Regions from separate parts of the Mus musculus genome. Here region 2 is linked to region 1. Evidence: chromatin loops called from intact Hi-C (ENCODE). Cell type or tissue: heart. All regions are shown on one strand.

Region 1 (2,500 bases):
TCAGTGCCCTAGAAGTCCAGTTACACTACTTCCTATTGGTCAATCAGTTTTATCTTAACAAGAAGAAACTAGGTTTCTAGTCCTGAGGTCTGATGCTGTAAGTTCAACAGAAACCAAAGATTCATCACTGCATATACTAGGTATTCAGAGACCACTGGGATCACCCCTTCTCAGATCGGACACAAGTATTCTCAGGAATAAATTGCCTTTGATTCAAAGAACAAATGAGAGGATAGACTAAACCTGCCTGGAATGACACCCAGGTAATTCGATACGCACATGCTAAACAGTGCATGCACAACACAGGAATGCCAAAAACACATAGAGCCAAGGATCCACAGAGTGGCCCCAGAATAGCTATCACTCCATTGCCAAGGGCTCTGAAATAAGACTAAGAAAGGAACTTTCTTGCTTGAGGTCATCAAAACATTGTTAAAACGAGAACAAGCCTTCCCACAGTGTTCTTTGAAGACCACAGTGTACGCTTAGAAGTGGACGTTTCCTTGGCTGAAAGCCAGTCTCGTTCCTTTCCACTGATCAGATCTCTTGCTGAAGACTGTCTGAAGGGAAAGTGGCCTAGGCATCAGATGACCCAGGAAACTCATCCCTGGAGGTAAAATTGATACCAGTGACCCAACGTTCTGGAGGGCACAGTGAGGAAAGGAAGCACACCCACTTGCCTACCCAGACTCCTTCAGTGCCTGTCAACAGATGGTGAAGATATAGAGCTAAAGGGTAGCATGAAGGTGTGGCCTGTAGGTGTGATCTCAGGTGGACTGTAAGTGTGATCTCAGAGTGGACTGTAGGAGTGACCTCATATTGAGCTGATGGTGTGATCTCAGAGTGGCCTGATAGTGTAGACTCAGAGAGACCTGATAGTGAGACCTCAGAGTGGCCTAAACCATAATGCCTTTGATTGCTCCAGCAAATTCCCAAGTACCAAAAATCTCTGATTTTCCCATTTCAACTCTCTCTTCTTGTTAACTGGAGACAGAATCACCAATAATGTGTGTGGGTTGTTCTTTTTTTCATGCCTTTGTTTACATCTAATGGTGTAGCCTTGTGTTTCAAAAAATATTTTCTCCTTTCCATTACTTTGATGATAAAGATCATTATCACCCCTTCAAAACAAAAATTCTGTACCAAAGCTGGAATACTTCATGAGAGAGAAGGTGCTTCCGTGTTCTTGAGAGCGAACAGTGAAGAGCATGAGTCCCCATTTTCTGGTCTAAGCATGAGATGACAGAAAGTGGGGTCACTCAAACAACTCAGATTGCCCCCGCCCCCTCCCAGAACAATAACACTGGGAGCAGCTTCTGCAGCTCAGAGGAAGCAAGTGTCTCTAATTAGGGAGCAAGAGCAGCTGAGGTAACTATTCTGGCAGCTGAGAAATTGCCTGATTTCTGTTTGTGAAGGTTGCCACCTACTGAGGAGCCTGCAACACTGCACCCGGCCTGAAAGAAAGGGCAGAGGATAAGGAGAAGGCAGGGTGAGGACAATAATACACAGGGGCATGGTGGACGGTGCCCACATGGCACACAGCATAGAGTCATGGTTATGAGAGGGTTCGGGTGGGAAATTGCATGTGGGAGAGGTCTACCTGAGCCTACAGGGCTCCGTGAAGCTTCTCCAAAGGGCTGAGGAGAGAGTGTGAAGCAGAAGTCAGGGGACTCAAACACCGAAGGAAGGAAATAATGGCAGACCCCAGGTGGTGGCAGCACTGGCCATAGAAGACCATTTGCCCTAATAATTTGTATTAAATGATACTTGACCCGGAGGGCTTTTCGAGGATAAATTAGGACACCCCCTCCCCCCAAAAAAGTTGAAGACTCACCAAGGCCTGACAGAAGTGCCCGGCAATTAAGAATCAATGAGCAGGTAAAGATGCCCCTGGGGGAGGCACAGAGAGGTCTTTGTGCTCATAAACACTAGGGAACCTGGAATGTTAAACACACAGGGCTGTTCCTTCAAAGGAAGGGATATACACCCTGCTACCTGCCCAGAGATCTGGAAGCAGACGTAGTTAATAACACGGTGATCTTTGTGCTATATGAGTGAGCTGGGGACCACACCAGACACTCCCCAAAACTCCTATCGTGAGCTTATTTTTCTCAATCTACAGAACTCATCTCTACCGAATGTGTCACAGGTACTTTACAAAGGATTTCAACATAGTCACATCCGATCTTTATTTAGCTTACTTTGTTCTTCAAGGAGGTTTATGTGGGCTTCATTGTGCACATGTAACCAGGAAAGTTTCCACCAAATTGTGCACTGCTTTAATATGCCTAAACTACTCGAGGTCAGATTCCCACAGTTTGGACCAATACCAGCTATTTAGTCGTGCTGAACGAAATTGCATGCTGATCATTACTCTGCTGGATGTGGTGGTTGTAGAGAACACACACACACAATCCAATCAGAAATCTCTGGACAGAGCTGGCTACTGTGACTCACACCTGTGATCCCATGTGTTCAGGATGCTGAGGCAAGAGGATTG
Region 2 (2,500 bases), 540 kb before region 1:
ATTTAACTATACTTTTATGCAAGGTATGGTATTTAACTATACTTTCAGTTATAATCATGTTCAAAGCCTGGCGGCAGTTGCCAAAAGGACAGAGAATAACACATTCATTTGTCACCAAGGCTGACCACAGTGGTTCCTGAAATGCTAATTTTCAGATAATGATACAGTTTCTACACAAACCAATAGATATGAACTCTGTTATAACAATTTGATAATAATTTAAATTAAAAATAGCTTACGGTGATAGCAAGAAAACCTACAACAACCCAGGACTAAATCTAGCAATATCTATTAAGGTGTTTGTGAGTATAGTAACTAAAGGATTTAAAAAGAAAATCTAAGATAGAAAGATGGCTTCTGAGTAATGCCCACAGAGGTTTGCTGTCACTGTCTTTAAATGAGATGAAAGGGAAGAAGAGGGCTGTTGACCCTGGAGAATGAAAAGGGACAGGCTCTTCTCTAAAGCTTTTGGAAGGAATGCAGTCCTGCTGACACTGGCTTCAGCCTGTGAGATTCTCCCAGGGTACTAACATTCAGAGCTAACCCTATCTCCATGTGCCGGTTTCATTTAACCCCACCACCGTTTCTGGTTGTAATAGTGCTAAGAATTCCCACAAGAAGACTCAGACATCTCCTTACTTTGGATCAAAAGTTGAAGGGAATCAGCTTCCTCATGAGAAATCTGGCTGGCTAACTAGACAGAAGGACAACACAATGTCCTACAGTGTGAAGCTAGACACAGGTTGGCAGGTCCTTAAGTCAGTGAAAGAAACTTTTCTCTCAAGTTTAATGAAAAATGGGGATATGTTGAGAGAAAGTTACAGAGTGGCCTTATGAGATGGAAATGGGGAAACAGAATCGTACAGTTGCCTACCACCCTGTGTGCTCTCCCCTTGAGGAACGCTAGTATTCTCTTTCCAAAAGGGAAATGAGAACATGACAGGGACTCTGATGTTTCCATTAAGGGGGAAAAAACCCAACAACAAGAACAGCAACAACAACAACAAAAACAAAAAAAGAAACAAAAATCAAAATTAAACACACACACACAAACCCCAGAAAGGAATCACACAGATTCATATTCAAGCACTGTTCTAAACTAAATGGGAAGAACATATTTCTGGTTAATCATAAGGAAATCCAGTGTCAATGCAAAGACGCCTGCACTGGTATTAACAACATGGAGAGAAGAAAATGGCTCATTAATAATTCATCAAGATTACTGTCACCATTAACTGATGCACACTTTGTGATGGATAAGATGGCATAATTGAAACACACACACACACACACACACACACACACACACCTCTTGCAGCTAGGGGTGCTTCCTGGCTGTCATAGTGTTATTCACCACTCGAGGGAGCCCAAGTGTCTTTGGTCTTGGCCTCACTGTAATGACATGGGGGCTTGGTCAAGTGGCACATCCTTCTGTTACTCTGCTGCAGGGTGGACATCCAGGAGAGCTGGTTTCTTTGTTGTCAAGGTCTGTCCTGTGTGCCGTACGATGCTTAGCAGCATCTCTCTAGCTTCTGCCCACTAGTTGCTGATCAAAATGTCACAAGACACTGCCAAATGTCCCTCTCCACTCTCAGGCAGGGATGCCTACTTAGTGAAGCTTCCAGAGCTTCTGGGCCCCCAAAACTCTGACCCCTCACAGAGAAGTGTGGCAGTGTGGAGAAACCCTCAGCTGTATCCGTGCCCCTCTTGTGTGAACAGCCTGGTGACAAGCAGATCTAGGAAGACTGATATGTCTCCTGCCAACCTGGCAGGAGGCATCAGAGAGCTGGAGTCTTGGCCAGCCTTTATAAAGAGTGGAGCACTGCCACGGTCCCTCTGGGTGGTGCTGAGCTCAGGCGATGCTGTTGTCTTCAGGCTTTTGGTAGCAGCTCAAATGATTAGTTAATTATTCATTACTATTTGTCATAAAATCCTGAAGGGCTGCCAAGTGGTATCACGCAGGCAATGCCGAAGCAGAGGACATGTCTTTTCTTATGTTCCAGTGGGTAGCAAACATAGGCTGCTTTGAAAGCATACCAAGGACTCCAGGCACCAGCTTGTGAGTGTCCAGATGGGAGGTCTAAGACGGCAGGTCTTGAAGCTTTGCCCTCCGGGCTTGTGCTTGCACCTGCCCTGTTCTCCTGGCTACCCAAAGCATGAGGCTGGGGGTCGGGAGTGAGGGTTCACATGGAGAGAGATGCTGAAGATGGAAAATGGAGTCCAAGGTCTGGCCAGCACTCAGGTCTCCCATTTGCTCCCAACCCTTTTACCTTTTGCACACAATGGTGGACAGCCAGCCTCCTGAAGAGGGGCCCTCTAGACTCTATTTCTCCTCCCCTTTTCCTTGACCATGGCTCTCTTTGGTATATCTCTTTCCCATTTCTTTTATGGCCACCTTCAGTATTCCCTTTAATCGATAATAATATATACGGATCCTGGTTTGTATTGGGGCTGAAGTCAGCAGAGGACACAGCATGATATGCTCTGGTTTTGAGAACAC

What was found. Peaks named below come from ENCODE experiments on the same cell type or tissue, not always from the same donor. Only the 100,000 strongest peaks of a DNase experiment are listed, where the experiment ranks them.
Region 2: it touches region 1 in a loop (5-fold over the local background); 8 of 42 quality-filtered maps call a loop at or near these places.

Annotation. Positions count from the first base shown.
Region 1 is chr4:83,182,073-83,184,572 of GRCm38, forward strand. All of the region lies in intron 1 of Gm46887 (a long non-coding RNA gene), which reads right to left. Among named protein-coding and RNA genes, the nearest start is that of Gm46887, 3.2 kb to the right of the region's middle. In heart, a CTCF peak has its summit at 1,435; no DNase peak of the experiment used is centred here.
Region 2 is chr4:82,641,818-82,644,317 of GRCm38, forward strand. No RefSeq gene overlaps it. Among named protein-coding and RNA genes, the nearest start is that of n-THgtg10, 23 kb to the left of the region's middle. In heart, a CTCF peak has its summit at 1,385 (motif pointing right); no DNase peak of the experiment used is centred here; H3K27ac peaks cover 270 bases.